Regions from separate parts of the Homo sapiens genome. Here region 2 is linked to region 1. The links are chromatin loops, found by intact Hi-C in ENCODE. Cell type or tissue: A673. All regions are shown on one strand. Each heading gives the region's core, and the rest is flanking DNA. Links, peaks and the distances in the headings are about the cores only. Region 1 overlaps FAM162A (family with sequence similarity 162 member A). Region 2 overlaps SEC22A (SEC22 homolog A, vesicle trafficking protein).

Evidence for each region. Peaks named below come from ENCODE experiments on the same cell type or tissue, not always from the same donor. Only the 100,000 strongest peaks of a DNase experiment are listed, where the experiment ranks them.
Region 2: a loop joins it to region 1, with 4 times the contacts of the local background. A loop is called at or near these places in 4 of 110 quality-filtered maps.

What each region holds. Positions count from the first base shown.
Region 1 is chr3:122,387,023-122,398,013 of GRCh38, forward strand. The region is part of intron 1 of FAM162A (family with sequence similarity 162 member A); the gene reads left to right. Among named protein-coding and RNA genes, the nearest start is that of FAM162A, 8.3 kb to the left of the region's middle. In A673, for the core only: CTCF peaks have their summits at 6,051 (motif pointing right) and 6,256; DNase peaks (open chromatin) are centred at 6,079 and 8,759; H3K27ac peaks cover 1,290 bases.
Region 2 is chr3:123,253,252-123,264,242 of GRCh38, forward strand. It overlaps SEC22A (SEC22 homolog A, vesicle trafficking protein), which reads left to right. Exons shown (of 7, transcript NM_012430.5): 6 at 6,273-6,338. Among named protein-coding and RNA genes, the nearest start is that of SEC22A, 57 kb to the left of the region's middle. In A673, for the core only: a CTCF peak has its summit at 5,767; a DNase peak (open chromatin) is centred at 5,740.

The DNA of each region.
Region 1 (10,991 bases), core at 1,511-9,510:
AAACACTGGCTCTGTTTTGTTTTTACTCAGTCCTTACCACTTATTGGTGTTCAGTTCATAGTAGACAGGCAATACATATTTTTTGGATGAAGGATGCTAGGAAATATCTTGGAACATGCTGCAAATGTAAGGTGAGTTTTCACACCTGTTTTCTCCTGAAAGAATAAAATAGATATAACTTTTAGGATATTGTATCTTTCCACAGAATGATTATTAGTTCAAAGGAATGGAATGACCTTACAAGAATGTTTCTTATTGAAAGAAAGTTTTGCTCCCCTAAACTCTGTTGACTGGTCAGATTTGAAAATGAATTTGTTACCGTCATTGTTACCAATGTAATGGACTATGGGCTGCCTTCCTTTTAGTTTAACCCACATCTCAGAGCATTAGAGTAGAGAGGTATCTTAGAAGTCAGGTAATTTAGTCCTCTAATTTTTACAGATGAGGAAACTTAAGGGCCAAGAAGGGAATCAGCTTGCCAAGGACCACACAGGTACAGACCTGGGACATAGCCAGTATCCCCTGGCTCCCATTCTGATTTTATTTCTACCACATTCTGCTACCTTATTCTTTTTGTTTGTTCTTGCTAACCAAACCTAAATGAGAACGTACGCATTTTAACTACCCCCACATTTGGCTTTACTTATTGCTCCTTTCCAGGTCTTGCCAAGTATTTATTGAGTACACAATGGATGCCCTGTGTGTATACTGTGAAGGCTCTAAAATGAATGGACTGCCCCACTCCTAGGGCTGATTTATTGCAATGAACAAACAAACATATATAATATACCATTGGCTTCAAGAATTCTGAGATTCTTGAAGGCTCCATTGAAATGAAGGGGTGTGAGAGTGATGTGAGCACATGTAGGGGCGGTAATGAGTTGTGAGCACATGTAGGGGCGGTAATGAGTCTGAAAAAGGATATGAGAGAGGAAAGATTACCTTAGGGATTTTGATCAGGAGGCAATAGGAGGTAAAGTGTAGTGTTTGGAGACGTTTGAACCAAATGAATTTGGACCAAAAAAACCTTTTAGCAGGAGAAGTAACACAAGAAACATTTCTGGAAAATTAACTCAGCAACTACATACCAGTTGAATTGCTGCTACCTATGAAGATATTACAGTAACTGATGTGTGAGGTGATGATGGAAATAACGAATATATTTAGGAAGTGTCTTGAAGAAAGGATGAGTTTGGAGATACTGAGTAAGGAAGGACTTAAAGACAAGTTTTTTAATGTTGAGGACTACAGAAGTATTGCCTCATTGTCAGAAATAAGAAAGTTGGAAAAATAATCAGAAACGCCATCAAAGATTTGTGTTAGTTTGGCAGAGAAGATGGTGCATTATTGAGTAGGTTTAGGTGGCACTGAGTTATAGGTTGTGAGAGGTTGAAGACCTGAGGGCAAAGGAAGAGTAAAGTTATGGAGATAAAGATATGGGAGCAATTAGTCTGGAGTTGATTTTTAAAACAGAATGGAGGAGTCCTTCCAGAGAGTAGCACAGAATAGAAGCAAGGACTAAGCCTTGGAGGTGTGACATGGTGTAAATAATAGGAACTGGGAAAGAAGACATTAAAGAAGATTGGTCATAGAGGTTGGAGATGAAGTGAGAGAATTTGGTGGTACAATGTAAGGAGGCATTGAATCCTTGTAGAAAGATGAGATCAGTCGAATCAAATGGCCACAAAAATGGGAAGAGTAGAGTCAGAAGGGCTAATGATGAGAATCTAAAAAAATGTATTCATGACCGGGCACGGTGGCTCAAGCTTGTAATCCCAGCATTTTGGGAGGCCGAGGTGGGCGGATCACGAGGTCAGGAGATCGAGACCATCCTTGCTAACACGGTGAAACCCTGTCTCTACTAAAAACACAAAAAATTAGCCGGGCGTGGTGGTGGGCGCCTGTAGTCCCAGCTACTCAGGAGGCTGAGGCAGGAGAATGGCGTGAAGCCGGGAGGCAGAGCTTGCAGTGAGCTGAGATCACAGCACTGCACTCCAGCCTGGGCAACAGAGCAAGACTCCGTCTCAAAAAAAAAAAAAATGTATTCATATGACTAGAAAGAGGTCACTAATGTTGGTAGAGTAATTTTAGTAAAATGATTGGAGAAGGAAACATTGTAGCAAAATAAAGTGTGGGTGGTGAAGTGAAGTAGTAGATACATGCCATTTATTCAATCATTTGAGCTATGAAAAAGAGGAAATAAGAATTTTATTAATAGTACCTGTTGAGAACAAGTGAATGCTTTGTCCAACATAGTGGACCTTCAGTGTTATTGTAGAGTAATAAGACAGAATTCTCAGTAACTACTAGTAGAAGTTACTGGAGAAGTAGTCAGCCTTTCTGGAAAGTAGTATAGATGGATAGATAGATAGATAGATAGATAGATAGATAGATAGATAGATAGATAGATAGATGAGATAGATAGATGGAAACTTAAAGGGGTTCATACCCTTTTACCCTTCACTTCCAGGATTTTATTCTAAGGAAATAATCAGAAATACCATCAAAGATGTATGTAGAGAACTGTTCATTGAAACATTACTTATAACACTGAAAAATTGGAAAGAAATCAAGTTGTAGGGAATTACTACATTCAGATTATAGCTGTGTGTCGGGTTTTATACAGCTATTAAAAGTATTAATATCTTGGAAAGTATTTGTGACATAGCAAGATACAGTATTATCTGATTATGAAAAATGTATATGTTTTATGTAAGTATAGGAAAGGTCTGAAAAGAAATATTAATGCACCAAGTTGTTATCCCTAAGTGCTATGATTATGAGTGCTTTTATTTTTCTTCACATCTTTTTTTAACTTCCAAATTTTCTGTAATGAGCAAGTGTTACTTTTATCATTTAAAGTTTGTTTTACTAAAAGCTTTTTACATAACATGGTGTGTAACAACTTGGTGGTACAAAGGTTTTTACATAGTGAGACCCGATCTCTACAAAACAAATTTTTTTAATTAGCTAGACATGGTGGCATCTGCCTGTGGTCCCAACTACTCCAGAAGATGATACAGGAGGATCGCTTGAGCCCGGTTCAAAGTTACAGTGAGCTATGATCTCTCCACTGCCCTTTACCCTAGGTGACAAAGTGAGACCTTGTCTCTAAAAAAAAAAATAAGTTTTTTAGTTTTGATTTTAAAGATGGGGGAGATAACATTTGGCAGGAAAAAGGCAGTGGAAAATAAGGATAAGTTTGGTACGACATCCCTCAGCAGAGGGATTACTACTTAAGAATAAAGGAAGACTGGTATTTCTTCAAGCCTGCAGGGAAGGATGAGAAAACGGATATAGGGAGTCTGTTTCTGTCACAAAGCCCAGGTCAACAGCTAAGGCCTAGAGAGTTTCAGATAGACACTCTGGGGAGTGGGTTGTAATATTGATTCTCTGATTCCCAGAGAGTTGTCATATCTCCAGTCACATCACCTATGGTTTTCTCCAAGAGGACCTTGAAAGATTCTGAGAAAGAAAAAGCATCCCTACCTTTCCTCACTGTCTATCATGGGGTTGGAAAGGATATTTATGGAAAGGAGGGGACTACCAGGAGAGAAGCTGGTACTTCAACCAGCCTCACCCTGGCTGACCACTATAGCCTCCAGCTAGCAATGATATTTCTAAGGCACTGGTTTTCAGATTATGGGTCCCCCATAGCAGAAGTTTCACCATTACCTGGGCAATTGTTAGAAGTGCACATTCTCAGGTTCTGTCCATACTGACTGTATCAGTTGGGTCCAGTAATCTGTTTCACAGGGTCCCCCAGGTGATTTCGATAGATAAAAAAGTTAAGAACCTTTACTCTTAAGATTAGCCGTTTGCCACCCAGAGCCTTAGAGACAGCTGTGAGGCTTCATCTTAACTTCCTGCTAGGGCCCTGGAGACACAGAATTGGTCAGCCAGGGACAAGCTGTTAAGTCCAGCTAGAGGGTTAAAGGGCTGTTTTTCTTTTGGTTTGTATGTTTTTAATCGTGATCCACCAGAGGATGGAAAATTTCTGGCTTGGACGTCTGGTCAATATATTCTGTCTCTTTGAGAGAAAACGAAGGTCTTAGTAATGATATTAAAGTTTGTTTATGCTTTCATGTTGTTATAATTGCAAAATAAAAACCAAGACCACATCAAATACTTCAGACATTTTTTAGCGATAACTTTTTAAAATTTAAAATTTTATTTTATTTTATTTTTGAGAGAAGGTCTGGCATTATCGCCCAGGCTGAAGTGCAGTGGCATGATCTCAGCTCTCTGCAACCTCTGCCTCCAGGGCTCAAGCCACCCTTCTGCCTCAGCCTCCTGAGTAGCTGGGACCACAGGCACATGCCACTGCGCCCAGCTAGTTTTTGTATTTTTTGTAGAGGTGGGGTTTCACTATGTAGTGATAACATTTTTAAAAATATTTTTAAAGCAAGACCTCATCTTTAAAAAAATATATTTACATTAGTCTATTATTCTAATATCTATAATAAGATAATATGTGTGTATGTTTTAATCAGCATTTATACTGTAGGGAGGTAAAAGTTATTAGCATACAATATGAAGTTGTAGTAAGAAAAAGTTGGGAGATACAGTCTGATCTAGGTGAACCTCTCATGTCTCCAAGTCCTTACCCTCCATAACTACCTCAGTACCTCTCTCACATCAAATTCTACTTGTCTTCCCATTATTCATTCTGTTCTGGCCATACTGGCCTTCTCTTTATGGGCTCTAGAATCTTTTAGGGTCTTTGCATTTATAATTCTTTCTGTTTGGAATATTCTTCCACCAGATAGCTGCATAGCTAGCCCTTGCTTCCCTTCAAGAGTGACATTCTCACAGAGGACTTCCTAACTACTCTATGTAAAATTTCATACACAGCCCATTCCAAACACATACTTCATGTCCCCATTGTTTATTTTTTTCTCTCTGGCACTTAGTATCTAACATATGTATAACTTTCTCCCCAGTAGAATGCAAGTTCTATTGGCACAGATTTTTATCTTTTTTATATATTGCCTAAAACAATGCCTGGCACATAGGAAGTACTTTGTTGAATGAATTACTCCAACATACATCGATGTCACTGATAGTAGGTATACATGTTAGCATTTTTTGCTTTATTATTTCTCAAACTGAGCTAGCTGAGAGGCAGTTTGTCTTCTGTTCTCCTAAACTGCCTTTGTTCTATAATTAGGAGGAATGGGAAAGGACAGCTGTCTTAGGAAATAATTATTGATTCTTTTTCTGTTTAAAGAGCAGAGTCCTTCTAGCTTGCTGCCGGTTAACCTTGTTCCTTTTGTAAGTGCCTGCCAAAGGAGGAATGGGATAGCATTGTGTGAGATGGGGCCTTGTAGGTCACATTAAACCAGTGGTTCTCTGGGGAGATGAAAAAGTCCTGGAGATGGATAGTAGTAATAGTTGCACAGCAGTGTAAATGTACTTAATGCCACTGAATTGTACACTTAAAATAATTAAAATGGTAAATTTTATGTTATGTATATTTAACCACATCTTAGGGGAGAGAAAAGCCTAGGTTCTCAAAGTATAGTCCAGAACCAGCATAGCAGCATCACCTAGGAACTTGTTAGAAATGCGAATTCCCAGCCTCCATTCCAGAACTGTGGATGCAGAAACTGGAGGTAGACAGCCTCATGATTTGTGTTTTAACAAGGCATTCCTCTGATTCACACCAAACACTAAAACACTAAAATTTGAAGATCACAGGATTTAATAATTGTGTCTTAATCCTGAGTGCTATGAAAATCTATTGAAGAGTTTCATAGACTTTTCCCATGGCCTCATAACTGCATAATTAACTTTGTCAGAAATCCTGACCACATTAGGGGTAAAATTGAAAAGTGTTCTAGAAGTTTTATCAAAGTTAATGTTTTACATAATATTTCAAAAAAAAAATAAACTTAACAGTTAGAGAGCCTGCTGTGTTTCAAGCATCTTACCAGATGCTCCCATATTTGCTTTTCCATTTAACCCTCAAATCAACTTTGGTACAAGAAACACTGCATTATCCACATTTTAAATGAGGAAACAAGCTAAAAGCAGTTAATTTATCTCCTTTCCACTAGGTGGCACTGATGTTGTGTTTGCCAGATCCAGGCAAAGCTTTCTGGCATTTATAGCCCTAGAAAACAAAATAAATGAGGCCTTTTATGAAAAAGACTGTGTGCCAGGTAACCACAAATAGAGATTCCAACTTCTGGTGTGTCAAGAGTAAGGACCTCTGAAAATCCATTTTTACCCAAAAGCAATGATAACACTGCCAGAAGTTGGCAGAAGCAACTTTTCCAGAACTCTGGAAAATTACCAGGCATTTGTGACAATCTGAGGAGCATTTATCCAAAAAAAAAAGCCTGAAATCGTGGTAGGACAGCAAGTTTTGTGGAGTTTTAACTTGCTTTATTCCTGTCTTCTTTCAGCTTCACAATAGTCTTGAAAACCAACAGCCTCACAAATCACAGTTACTTTGAAAACCAGCAGCCTTGCAGGCACTGAAGAAGGCAGAATGGGTTTAAGAGTTTTCCAAAACTTCCAGCTGCAGAGAATTGTTACTATTTGACTTGTCTGACAGTTCGCTGGAAACCCCACTCACAGGGCTTATCTTTTTTCACCTGACTTGGAGTTTATTCACTGCAAACAGTGTTTTCCCTGGTGCATTTGTTGAAAATAATCAGCAGCACTTGTTTGACATAACATGGAGTGGGTAACAGCTGGGTCAAACAAGAAGCTGGGGAATGAGATGTCCATCCTGACATCTGGAAAGCTCTGACATATTTCTAGAATGTAATATGTGTAAGGTTGGACACATTTTCCAGGAAAAACCTGAGAGGTCTCTAAGCTCTCACCTCACATTTAGTCTCTGTCCGAGCACGAATGGAAGGTGTGTTAGGCCAGTCTCGCATTGCTAAAAAGAAATACCTACGACTAGGTAATTTATAAAGAAAAGCAGTTTAATTGGTTCATCGTTCTTCAGGCTGTACAGGAAACATGATACTGGCATTTGTCAAGTTTCTAGGGAGGCCTTAGGAAACTTACAATCATGGTGGAAGGCGAAGGGGGAGCTGGCATGTCACATGTCCAGAGCAAGAGCAAGAGAGATCAGGGAGGTGCCACACACTTTTAAACGACCAGATCTCATAAGAACTCACTATCACGAGGACAGCACCAAGAAGGATGGTGCTAAACTATTCATGAGAAATCCACCCCCATGATCCACTCACTTCCCACCAGGCCACACCTCCAACACTGGGGGTTACATTTCAACATGAGATTTGGGTGGGGGTACAGATCCAAACTATATCAGAAGGCTAAGGCAGTGTTGCAGACTGCCTGCCTGAGGGTAGAAGACATGCCCCAACATGCACACACAGCCCGTAGGCAAACACTTAATAAACTTAAAGGCATTTATTAGTCTCTCCAGTTACTAGCTGACCACTAAGATAACCAGACAGACCTCTGTGGCCAAACACACAAAGGATACAAGGAGAGACTATGAACAACTCTATGGCAAAAATTACATAAACCAGATGAAATGGACACACTTTTAGAAAAAGAAAAATTATCAAAACTAAGTCAAGAAAAAATAAAATATCTGAAAAGTCCTGTAACAGGAGATTGAACTAGTGATTTTAAAACTTCCTGCAAAGAAAAAGTCCAGGCCCAGATGGCTTCAATTGTGCATTCTACCAAACATTTAAAGAAAAAAATAGAATTAATCTTTCACAAATTCTTCCAAAATACAAAAGAGGAGGGATCACTTCCCAATACATTTGATGAGGCCACATTATCCTCATACCAAACCCCTCCCAAAAAAATCTCAAGAAAACTATAGACCCATATATATCCCTTAGGAATATTGATGCAGAAATCCTCAAGAACTGCTACAAAATGAATCCAGTGACATGAAAAATTATAGACTGATCAAGTGGGATGTATGCTAAAAATGTAAGGTTAGGACTCCTGACTCAACATCATTCACCATGTTAATAGAATAAAGGAAAAAAACACATAACCACATCAGTAAACACAGAAAAAGCATTTGACAAAATGCAACTCCTCTTCATTATAAAAACACTCAGAAACTATGAATAGAAAGGAACTTCCTCAACCTGATAAAGGGCATTAAATGAAAAACCCACAACTAACATCGGACTTAATGGTGAAAGGCTGAATGCGTTTCCCCCATGACATGACAAGGATGTCCATTTTCAACAGACATTTCTGTTCAACACTGTACTTACTGGAGGTTCTCGTTAGGGAATTTAGGCAGGAAAAACAATAAGTGGCAAAAGAAGTAAAACTATATTCCCAGATAACATGATCATGTATATAGAAAATCCTAAGGAATACACACACACATACCCTGTTAGACTAAATGTTGAACAGTTTTGCAGTATGCAAGATAAATGGGCAATAAATAATGCAAACATGAAGAAAATTCCATTTATAATAGCATCAAAAAGAATAACGAAGTTTAAAACGTACTCTGGAAATTGCAAAAACACTACTGAAAGAAATTAAAGAAGACCCAAATAAATGGAAAGACATCCCATGTTCATGGTTTGAGAGACTTAATATTTTTAAGATGGAAGAATTCCTCAAATTGATCTATGGATTCAACACAATCCCCAACAAAATCCCAGCTGGGGTCTTTGTAGAGATTGACAAGCTGATCCTCAAATTCATACAGAAATTTAGAAATTTAAGGGACCCTGAGTAGGCAAACTAATCTTTAAAAAGAAAAGCCAAGTTGGATGACTCATACTTCCTGATTAAAAACTTAACTACAAAGCTGTAATAATTAAGACAGTGTGGTGCTGGCATAAGGACAGACATTTAGATCGGTGGAATAGAATTGATAGTCCAGAAATATACTCTCATATTTACAGTCAATTGATTTTCTATATGGCGCTAAAACAACTCAGTGCGGAAAAGAACAGTCTTTTAAACAAGTGGTGCTGGGAGAACTGGATATTTACATGCCAAAGAATGAATTTGGATCCTTTTCACAGAAAGTATACTAGTATAACTCAAAATGGATCACAGACCTAAATGTTAGAGCTAAAACTATAAAATTCTTAGAATATAGGAGTAAATCTTTGTGATATCGTATATGGCACCAAAAGCTCAAGCAATAAAAGAAAAGATGGATAAACTGGACCTCACCCAAATTAAATTTTTTTGTACTTCAAAGGACATCATCAAGATAGTGAAAAGATACCCATGGAGTGGGAGACTATATTTGCAAAGTACATATCAGATAAGGAAAGAACTCTTACAACTCAAAAATGAAAAGACATAACCCTACTTAAAAAAAAATAGGCAGAGGACCTAAATAGATGTTTCTCCAGAGAAGATATGCAAATGGCCAATTAGTACATGAAAAGATCCTCATTATTACTCATTAGATAAATGTAACTTAAGACTACAATGAGATACCACTTCCTACCTACTGGGACAGTTATAATCAAAAAGAATAACAAATGTGGGTATGGATGTGAAGAAATTGGATCCCTCATATATGGAAATGTGAAATGTTACAGCCACTTGGAAAATGGTCTTGTAATTCCTTAAATGATTAAATGGAGAATTATATCACCCAGTTGTTTCACCCCTTAGTATATACCCCACAAATGAAAATACATGTTCCTCAAAAACTTGTACACAAATGTTTATAACAGTATTATTCATAATAGCCAAAAAGTGGAAACCACCCAAATGTCCATTAGTTGACTAATGTGTAAACAAACTCTGGTATAGTGGAATAAAATTTGTCAATAAAAAGGAATCAAGTGCTGACAAATGCTACAACATGGATGAACCTTGAAAATATAAGTAAAAGAAGACAGTCATAAAAGGCCACATGTTGTATGATTCCATTTATATAAAATGTCCAGAATATGTAAATCCATAGAGACTGTGACTTTTAGGGTTGGGGGAAGGAGGAAACAGGGAATGACTGCTAATGTATTCAGGATTTCTTTCTGGGGTGATGAATGTCTTCTGGAATTAGTGATCAATACACAACTTAGTGAATATATGAAAACCACCAAATTTCACACTTTAAAAGTGAGTTTTATGGTAGGGAATTATGTATCAATAAAAGTATTATTTTAAAAATCTTAACAACCATGAACATATTTTCATGAGAAATCCACAGTAGTGTCTTTTAAATTGTTATGTTCAAAAGATTTTTTTTTTTAACAGCAAGGGGGGAAAAGTAAGGAAATGATGCTTTTCACCATCATTGGGAAAACCGCCTCTGTAACCATATTTTACTCCTACTCCCTCTCTCACCTCCCCTTACTGCTCCAAACTCTGAGGCTGCAAGACACCCAAGTGGGAGTTTGGAACTTCCAAGGCACAGTCTTTTTATCTATTAGCAAATTCATTTTTAACCACAAAGGTCTGAGGGCACACTCTTACTGCATTCAATACAAGTCTTGGACATTCCATTTCTGTCATCTAGAGCATCATATAGTGGCAAAGCCCTAGTCAGATTTATCTCTGGTGCCTTTCCAGCTTTCATTTCTGTTCCACTGCTCCACATCCTAGGGACTCAGGGGCTCTTAGGTGTCTTCTGATTCTCAGGAGCCTGTACCAGACCTGGCCTCATCTGCACCACAATCCCAAGATCAGAATTACTCTCCTTTTCTCCCACCTGATCAAAACTATTTCTGGTTGTCTCTGCTTCTGATTTTAATTAATTAAAATTATTCATGCTAAAGCTGAAGGTAACAATTGCTAATCAAAACTAATGTCTTAAATGTATTTATTTTATGAAGGTATTTCCTAGCTTTGTTCACTGAAAAGGCAAAAACAGTGACAAACTGAAAAAAAATGAGCCCCCACTAAGGAGTCTCTAAAAACATTTCTTTAAAAGAACCAGAGCCCATTGGGAGGAATGTGTGATTCCAACTCGGGCAGAAAACATTTAAAATCAGTCTGGAATATCTTGTCAGAAAGAAAGCTATCAATGACCACTGATGATGTGTTGAAAG
Region 2 (10,991 bases), core at 1,731-9,730, 870 kb after region 1:
TTTAGACTACATAAGCCCAGGGGCCATTTCTTAGGTCTTAGGACAGACAATCTAAGATTTCTCGGATTCTAAAATTGTTTGTAAAAGCTTCTACAAAGCAGAAGTCATCAACTTGCTTTTATTTCTTATCTTCTTTCCCATAGACTTGTTGATGCCTTTTAAAGAAATTATGTCCCTGCTGGCCAGGCACGGTGGCTCACGCTTGTAATCCCAGCACTTTGGGAGGCCAAGGCAGGTGGATCACGAGGTCAGGAGTTCAAGACCAGCCTGGCCAATGTGGTGAAACCCCATCTCTACTAAAAATACAAAAATTAACTGAGCGCGGTGGCAGGTGCCTATAATCCCAGTTACTCCGCAGGCTGAGGCAGGAGAATTGCTTGAACCTGGGAGGCGGAGGTTGTAGTGAGCCGAAGATTGTGCCATTGCACTCTAGCCTGGGCGACAGAGCAAGACTCCATCTCAAAAAAAAAAAAAAAAAGAAAGAAAGAAATTATGTCCCTGCTAATACTTAACAGAACTTTTTCATTTATTTAGTGACATATCTATGCTAAGGTGTGGTGCTTACTTTCTTTCAAAAGAAATAAAAGCATTTTTTCTGATTATATGCTAATTCATTGTTAAAGAATTAGGAGATCCTACAAGACAGTGCCATAAAATAGAAGATAATAAAGATTAAATAACATTAAAAAGTGGAGAAAGAAAATAAAAAAGTTATAAATAAATAAAATAAAAATAACAAAAAAGAGTTGGGGGAAATGTATAAAGAATAAAATAAAAATTATCACCAAATTTTCATACATGTACATGTATCCATTATGTCCTTTTTTCACTTAATATTAAAAAGTAAATATTCCCTAATTATTATAAACATTTTAATAGTATCCTCCTAATACATTGTGTGGCTATTATATGAGGCTTTTGTTTACCTTCATCCTCATCTTTTTTTTTCTTAAAGAGACAGGGTCTCGCTGTGTTGGCCAGGTTGGTCTTAAACTCCTGGCCTCAAGTAATTCTCCCACCTTGGCCTCCCAAAGTGCTAAGATCATAGCATGAGCCACTGCCCCTGACCCATCCTCATCTTTAAAAGAAAATGTCCTTTATTTGTTTTCAGAGCAATACATTGGTACTCTAGTATCCCCTAAAGGTGAATAGTGACATTCATAAAAATGTGTATTGGAACTCCTTACCTCTGCCCTCTTCTTCCTCTCCTCTGCCTTCCTTCCTGTCTCTGTTTCCCCACCTCTGTCCACTCCCACTTTTGTCCTTGTTCCTAACCTCTGCCCACCTTCCAACCTCTGGCTATTCCTTCACCTACATTTCATCTGCTGGTTCCCTACTGGCTCGTTTCCCTCAGCCCTGCTGTTCTTTAAAAAACAAACAATAACAAAACCAAAAAAGCCTCTTTACGTATGCTCTCTTCTAATTTTTTGAGAGAGTAGACTACATTTGTTGTCTTGCTCCTTTACCCTCTATTTCTTTTCTTTTCTTTTTTTTTATTATACTTCAAGTTCTAGGGTACATGTGCACAACGTGCAGGTTTGTTACATATGTATACATGTGCCATGTTGGTGTGCTGCACCCATTAACTCGTCATTTACATTAGGTATATCTCCTAATGCTATCCCTCCCCCCTCACCCCACCCCACAACAGACCCCAGTGTATGATATTCCCCTTCCTGTGTCCAAGTGTTCTCATTGTTCAGTTCCCACCTATGAGTCTTAGTCTACTATGATCTCTTTTCTGCTCCTGTAATTCTCTCAGATATCCACCATTAAGCTCACCAGTATCCTTTCAATTGCCAAATACAGCAGAAACTCTTTAGAGTCTTATCTTATGTACCCTCTCTGCCTCATCTGTCATTATGTTCTTCCTTTTAAACATTTCCTTGTTTAATTTCAAAAAATGAATTTTATTTCAGGAAACATAGACACAAGTCACTGTTAATAGTTTAATGTATTTACATTTTTCTTCATGACAAATCTCTCATCCGTTCATTTTTATGAAACTGTTTTCTCCCGTTTTGTTTTGTTTTGTTTTGTTTCTCTCTTTCTCTTCCTATTCCTCAGTTTATTTGATACACTTTCTTCCTCCACCTGTCCTTTACATAGTGGCATTCTCCAGTATTCTGTCCTTGGCTTTATATTCTTCCAACTCCATGCCCTCTTCTTGGTTACTTTCATAATGGCCTTTTTGAAAAAATACACATACATTTATACATACACACACACATACACACACACACAGTAAAATATGCACATAAAAATTTCAAAGCCTATAAGAGTTGATATTTTCACAGAAAAGTAATTGCCTCCCAACTTTCTTCCTCAGAGTCATCCTTCTAGGGAGATTATGTGCCTATGCTAGTATATAGGTATTTATATATTTACTTATGCAATTATTCTTTTAAAATTTTTATGAAAATGATAGCATACTCAATACTAATTTGCATCTTTTTAAGTCTAAAAATATGTAGGAGTTTATTTCACATCAGTACACGGAGATCTATTCTTTTTAGTGGCCGCATGACTTTTTATTAAATATTTGCGTTTTCCTTTTGCTGCACCACATAACATCTTATTTTGAAAGAATTCAAACTTATAGAAAAGTTTAAAGAACAGCAGAATTAACATCCACCCCATATACCTACCTACCATTTTACTTTCTTCTTTCTTTTTTTTTTTTTACTGAGTCATTTCAAAGTTAATACTGTAGGTATCATCTCAGTTTATTCCAAAATTGAATTCAATATGTATGTCTTAAGAGCTAAGATATTCTTTTACGTAATCATAATACCTTAATCACACCAAAGAATTTAACATTAGTATAGTATTACCTAATAGAAAATCTGTATTCAAATTTCCATAGTTGCCCCCAGAATGTTCTATATAGTGTTTTGTTCCTCTCTCTAATCTAGGAGCTAATCAAGAATTGAGATTTTTACTTGGTTGTCATAGGCCTTTCATTTAACTACTATTAAAATAGAAGACTGCCAAGTTAGATCTCTGGATCAAACTCTTTCCTGAAGCAGACTGAAATATCTGCTAAGTATAATTATTTGGATGTCCCACTAGCAGCTCTAGAATAGCATGTCCCACAGTGAGCTCAGTATTTTCTGCTCTTGAATTACTTTTCTTCCATATGCCCAACTTAGTGCATGGTGTCATTCAAACGTTGCCTAAACAAGAAGCCTCTGAGTCAATCTTAATCTCCTCCCTCTTTGACACTGTACGCACTACTTCCTTTGCCTTTGATTCTCTTCCTACCTTGCCTACCTGGTTCAGCCTTTAAGACCCAGTTTAAGCTTTACTCCATCTAGGAAGTCTTCCCTGGCCTTTCTTTTTTCTCTATGCAGAATTAGATGTGTCTCCATTGGGCTCCCTTAGTATCCTCTACACACACCTGTGCCATCAGTTATCACTTTGGGTGGTAATTATTGACTTACGTATCTGCCTTAATTAGAGTGACCTCCTTAAGTTGGTGTGGACTTAACTCTTCTTTTTCTTTCCTTTTTTTTTTTTTTTTTTTGAGGTGGATTCTCGCTCTGTCACCCAGGCTGGAGTGCAGTGGCGCAGTCTCGGCTCACTGCAAGCTCCACCTCCCAGGTTCACACCATTCTCCTGCCTCAGCCTCCCGAGTATCTGGGACTACAGGTGCCCGCCACCACGCCCGGCTAATTTTTTGTATTTTTAGTAGAGACATGGTTTCACTGTGTTAGCCAGGATGGTCTCGATATCCTGACCTCGTGATCTGCCCACCTCGGCCTCCCAAAGTGCTGGGATTACAGGCATGAGCCACCGCCCTGGCTGGACTTAACTCTTTTCTGTACTAGGGATAGTAACAAAGTACCTGGTTTGTAAATGCTTGATAAATATTTATTAAATGGAATAATATGCTAGTAGACAGTCTTCTCTGTATCAATTAAAGATTTTTTAAGTGACACAGACAGTAACCCCAGGGAGACAGGAGTTAGTGAATGTTTCTGAGTACTTACTATGTACCAGTTACTTTTCTTTGTATTTGCAAATGTTATTTCACTTAATCTCTACAACTTTTATTTTTCAAAAGAGGAAATTAAATAAGTGTCCCAGATTATAAGTAAATATTTGAACCCAAGTCTGACTGACTCTAGAAATATGCTCCTAAGTGTTTTAAAGGCATTTAAGGCCAGGCACGGTGGCTCACGCCTGTAATCCCAGCACTTTCGGAGGCTGAGGCAGGCAGATCACTTGAAGTCAGGAGTTCAAAATCAGCCTGGCCAACCTGGTGAAACTCCACTCTCTACTAAAAAGTACAAAAATTGGCCAGGCATGGTGATGGGTGCCTGTAATCCCAGCTACTTGGGAGGCTGAGGCAGGAGAATCGCTTGAACCTGGGAAGCAGAGGTTGCAGTGAGCCGAGATCGCGCCACTGCATTCCAGGCTGGGTGATAGAACGAGACTCAATCTCGAAAGAAAGAGGCCGGGTGCAGTGGCTCACGCCTGTAATCCCAGCACTTTGGGAGGCCGAGGCGGGCAGATCACAAGGTCAGGAGATCGAGACCATCCTGGCTAACGCAGTGAAACCCCATCTCTACTAAAAATACAGAAAAAAGTAGCCAGGCATGGTGGCACGCACCTGTAGTCCCAACTATTCTGAAGGCTGAGGCAGGAGAATCGCTTGAACCTGGGAGGTGGAGGTTGCAGTGAGCCAAGATTGTGCCACTGCACTCCAGCCTGGGTGACAGAGCAAGACTCCATCTCATTGAAAAAAAAAAAAAGGAAGGAAGGAAAAGAGAGAAAAGAAGGAGTGATTAAGAGAGTTAGTCTAAATTTAGAGAAAACTATAGTATCCAATTGTAGGACAATAAATTATGGTATATCCCCACAATTAAAGGTTATATAATCATTACAAATCGTGTGGTTGAGGAATATTTACTGTCTTGGGAAAGTGTTTGTGTAGTACTGTGAAGTACTAAAAAGTAGTATATAAAAGTATCAATCTATTTTTTAAAATGTGTCTACATATACAGAAAAGACTGGAAGGAAATACATGAAAGGGTTGGCAGTAATTTTCCCAGAGTTGTGGCATTTATAGGTTATATTAATTTCTTCTTTGTATAATCTGTATTTTCCAGATTCTCTACAATGAACATGAACTTTTATAATCAGAAAAAAAAAGGTCATTTAAAAAGTAAAGGACTAAAGAAAAAATAATCAAGCAGAACTTATTTAAGGTTTTAGAATTATTAAACTGGAAAGGTTTGGTGTTGGCCTTCCTTGCCTCTGGGGTGCAACTGGCCTGAGCATCCCAGGCAGATGAGTGGTTCCTATTTTAAGATCTTCTCACTAGGATAAGCCAGCTTTCCTCTGCCTTACAATCAGTTGCCCAATAACCAGTGCAAAAGGAATTTTTCCTTTATACTATTTTATGAAGAAATGATAATGAGATACTCTTCTGTGTCTTGTGGAAATTATCATTGTATAAAGAGGTTTTTTTTTTCTCTCTAATATAAGAAAAGGGCCAAATTAATGTTCCTGCCTGGAAGAAAAAAAAATGTAATGCTCCTGCCCGAACTTTATCTTTTACTGTATAAAAACATTGAAAGAAGTCGATAATGTAGATATTTAAGAAGAACCAAAAAGGCATAGGAAAGCATGGGTTGTTACATGTCTCCATTAGTTTTCTTTTCAGAGACATTCTATGCATGAGGTATCTCTGTTTTTCCTCTGGGTGGCTGTTTTTCTAGCATAGCATGCAAGACTGATTAGTCTTAATTTTTCACGTTGGGATTTAGCACACTCTAGTGGACAGTAGCTTTTCAGTTTTCACAGTTTTTAAAAAAATCATATCAAATTACTTTATTGGACAATTCAGTGATATACTTACTAGCAGTAAAGTTTGTCAGTATTTGAATCAAGTAATGACCCTAGTGAGCTGGAGTAACTTTGTCAGCCACTGGGGTGTTGTACATTTTTACATGATTTTTTTAGCAGTAGGAGGAGAGGCTTTTATCGTTATGTCAGAACTTTTCCCCAGTGGTTTTCCTCTTTTGAGTGGAATGAAATTGATGGGGGTGGCCAAAATGAAGAGGAACACTTGTACCTCTACCTCACACTCTTTAGGTCTTAGAATGTGCTTTATGTTTTCATTTTAGGACTCTTGAGAATTTCTATATACCAGTGTGTGACAATTTTGACTGTTTGTAAATATTGTTACATCCTATCTTGATGGATTGTTTCTGGAAATGGGCTCCCACCGGAAACAAAAATAATCTTTTATTTTGCTTTTGCAGAGTGATGGTGATGATTTTAATTACATCATTGCATTTTTCCTTGGAACAGCAGCCTGCCTTTACCAGGTAGGTTTTCTTCCATTTTAAAGAAACACTTACCATTATTGTTTACTTCGGGTATCAGTTCTAACAATTGTGCATTTTAAATAAATTATTAAAACTCTGAGTTCTTTGCTTCTCTTTTAATTTGAGCCTCTTTTAACTTTGTGACCTATGTCTCCATTTTGAGTAGACATACATCCCAGTGAACCTGATGTTAACCTTCTTCCTGTGCTGAGGCTTCAGTGGTGGTATGTCATCTGCCTATGGTAGTAAAGACTACTTCTAGGCTGGGTGTGGTGGCTCATGCCTGTAATCCCAGCACTTTAGGAGGCCGAGGTGGGCAGATCACTTGAGGTCAGGAGTTCAAGGCCAGCTGGCCAACACGGTGAAACCTTGTCTGTACTAAAAATACAAAAATTAGCCGGGCATGGTGATGTGTGCCTGTAGTCCCAGCTACTTGGGAGGCTGAGACAGGAGAATTGCTTGAACCCAGGAGGCAGAGGTTGCAGTGAGCCAAGATCGCGCCACTGCACTCCGGCCTGGGCAACAGAGCGAGACTACATCTCAAAAAAAAAAAAAAAAAAAAAAAAAAAAAAAAAAAAAACTACTAGATTTTCTGGTGGTTGATTATTCAGCTTCCAGGTTCTACTTATACTCTAGGCTGAGGATTTTGTATTGGAGGGAAGTTTTTGAATAGAGAACAGCACAGTAAAAACAGGATTTTAGGATTCAATTTAGCAGTAATGAATAGAATGGACTGTAAGAGCAGAGAGACTGGAAGCAAGGAAATTGGTTTGGAATTATTACTACAGGTAGAAGGTAATGAAAGCCAACATATGGTAATGGCAGTGAGGATAGAAAAAAATAGACATTGAGAAGGAAGACTCACTGGGACTTGAAGACTGTGAAACTTAAGGAGGGAAGAGATTTTGCACCTTGGTGACATGGAGACTGATAGTCACATTTCCAAGGCCAGAGGAGGCACACATTTGTAGGAAAGGAAGTTACCAGTTACCCAAATGCAAGAATGTCTTTGTTAAAACGTGTTACAGCAAGCAAGGCTTTTTGACCTAACTTTTTTGTAAGTGACACATTTTTCTAGCTTGAATTAGAAAAAATGTTAAGAGTCAGAACTGCAAATATAAGACTACCTAAAGTTCAGTGGACGTCTTTAGGGACGTATTTTGAATATATGTATTTGACTTTTATGTAAAGACATTAGACATTTTAGTTCCAGTGGCCTCATTTTTTAAAATCACTTGATTTTCTTTTTCTTTTTTTTTTTTTTTTGACGGAGTCTCGCTCTGTCGCCCAGGCTGGAGTGCAGTTGTGCGATCTCGGCTCACTGCAAGCTCCGCCTCCCAGGTTCACGGCATTCTCCTGCCTCAGCCTCCCGAGTAGCTGGGAATACAGGCTCCTGCCACCATGCCTAGCTAATTTTTTGTATTTTTAGTAGAGATGACGTTTCACCATGTTAGCCAGGATGGTCTTGATCTCCTGACCTTGTGATCCGCCCACCTCGGCCTCCCAAAGTGCTGGGATTACAGGCGTGAGCCACCGCGCCTGACCAAAAAAATTGCTTGATTTTCTTAACCATTTATATTATCTTCAGAAATTTTCTGTCAAATCTGACAGATTTAATGGTGATGAGTGACACTTCATGCAGGAAATGTGAAAACATATTTGTTAATGTCACATAGTGCTTTAATTTTATGAAATATTCTTGTATATATTTTCTATTTTAATTTCTATCCTGTCACAAAAGGGATAATATCTCATTTTTTAAAGTGAGAAAACGGAGACAGTTTCAGTACTGTCCTGAGATCACATAATCAGAAAGTGGTAGAGTCAGTACTTAACTCTGGGTGTCTGATTTTCAGTATTGTGTTCTGTCTACTATATCATGCTGTCTGTAGGCAAAATTCCTAATTTGTGTAATTTTTATAATGTAATAAAGTTATAATTTTATAACTATACACATGATCTCATTTGATTTTTATCTAAAACTGTGAGGTATTTAATATAATTTTATGAATAATCATTCTTATAAAATACAAGTTTTGGTTGCTTTGTCTTAAGTAATTGTAAATGCTTAGTAATAATGGCAGAATGTATTGAGCTCTTATTTTGTGTTAAGCCTTTTATAGTCATTGTACCATTAAATCCTCACAAAAAGGAGGATATACCATTATATCGTCCTCACTGAGGTATAGACAGTTCTTATAGCTTGTTAGTGACTTAAACCCAGATCTTTGTGACTTCAGAGCAGGTGACTACCAGGCTATAGATAGGCATACCTCTGTTACACTTCCCAGAACAGCCTCGAGTAGTTCTGAGAGTTGCTTCGTGGTAGAGTGGTGTCACTCAGGTGTTCTTTTACTTGAGAGAAGTAAACAAATTCATGCTTTAAAAAAGAAAAGCAGAAAACTAATTTCCTTCATATTGAAAGGCATGAAACTGCCTGCTTTCTAAATATGATGAGCAGGGTGATAATAATGCTGTTTTTTTCCCCCACAGTAAAACTTAAGTAATTATGTTTTACCATATAACATGCTCTGTCTCCAGTTGTCAGGATATTTTTAAATCCTCTTTAGATCAGATCTGAAAAGCCATTACCACATGGTTTGTCATCTTTTTCTTCAGGATGCAGGTGCTTATGGAAGCCCAGAGCTCAGCCTGATAGGATTAATCTTGATATGGAACATTTCAAATAGGAAAGCAAAGGATCAGTGAAGAAACTAGAGACTTCCTGTTCCCTCAATGTTTTACTTTGAAAACTTGAAACTTACAGAAAAGTTGAAAAACCAGTATACTTAGAGTCATCAATTGTTAACATCTTGCAACACCTTCTTTATCTCACTCTCTATGTATGTGCATATAGCGTGTATAAACACACCATCCCCGACTTGGAACTTTTTTTACTTTCTAATGATGCAAAAGTGATATGCACTCAGTAGAAACTATGTTTCAGGTACTCACATGACCATTCTGGTTTTCAGCACACTATTCAATAAATTACATGAGATAATGAATATATTTGAATAAAATAGGCTTTGTATTAGATGATTTTGCCCAGCTGTAGGCCAAAGTTCTGAGCATGTTTAAGGTAGGCTAGGCTAAGCTATGATGTTTGGTAAGTTAATTGTATTAAATACATTTTTAACTTAGGATATTTTCAACTTATAATGAGTATATCAGGATGTGACCCTATCGTAAGCCAAGGAGCTTCTGTAGTTGTTTTTAAAGTAAGTTTTAGACATATGTGTATGGGTAAAGTTTTTCTAATTAAACTTTTTATTTTGGGATAATTGTAGATTTACGTGGAGTTGCAAGAGAGATCTTACGTACCCTTTACTGGTTTCCCCCAATGTTACCATCTTGCAAAACTATATAAAACGGTATCACAACCAGAGTATTGATACTGATACAGTCAAGATACAGAACATTCCTGTCACCACAGGGATCCCTCATGTTGCCTTTTTATAGCCATATCCACTTCCTTAATCTAACCGCTCCTTAATCTCTGGCAATTACTAACGCATTCTCCATTTCTATAATTTTCTCATTTTAAGGACATTATGTAAATGGAATTATATAGTATATAACTGGCATAGTTCAGAATGCTATAAGAAAATACCATAGATTGGGTGGCTTAAACAACAGACATTTCTTTCTCACAGTTCTGGAATCTGGAAGTCCAGATGCTGGCACATCATGTTCTTGCTGAGGGCCCTTTTCCTGGCTTGCAGAAGGCTGCCTTCTCAGTATATCCTCACACAGAGAAAGTGCTGAGATCTCTTCCTCCTCCTACATAGTCATTGATTCCATTATGGGGGCTCCGCCCTCATGACTTTATCTAAACCTAATTACCTCCCAAAGGCCCCAGCTCCTAATACCATCACATTAGGGATTAAGGGCTTCAACATTTGAAGTAATCTTTTGTGATAGGCATTTTTTTGTTGTTTTTTTGGGACGGAGTCTTGCTCTGTCACCCAGGCTGGAGTGCAGTGGCGCGATCTTGGCTCACTGCAATCTCCACTTCCCAGTTCAAGCAATTCTCCTGCCTCAGCCTCCTGAGTAGCTGGGATTACAGGTGCGCCACCATGCCTGGCTAATTTTTGTATTTTTAGTAGAGATGGGGTTTCACCATGTTGGTCAGGCAACTTCTGACCTCGTGATCCGCCCACCTCAGCCTCCCAAAGTGCTGGGATTACAGGCATAAGCCAGATAGGCATTTTTTTAGTCAGCATAATTCTCTGGAGATTCAGCCAAGTTGTTGCATAATCAATTATTTGTTGCTTTTTATTGCTGAGTAGTATTCTATGATATGTATTCAATGTACTATTAAATGATTTGTTCCTTTTTTTTTTTTAAAGACAAGGTATTGCTCTGTCACCCAGGCTGGAGTGCAGTGATGCCATCACAGCCTCACCGCAGCTTTGAACTGGGCTCAAACCTCCTGAGTAGCTAGGACTATAGATGTGTGCTGCCACACCCAGCTAATTTTCTGATTTATTTTTGTAGAGACGGGGTCTTGCTATGTTTGTTGCCCAGGCTGGTCTTGGACTCCTGGCCTTAAGCAATCCTCCCACCTCAGCCCCCACAAAGCTCTAGGGTTACAGGTGTGAGCCACAACATCCAGCTTCATTTACTTATTGAAGGATATATGAGTTGTTT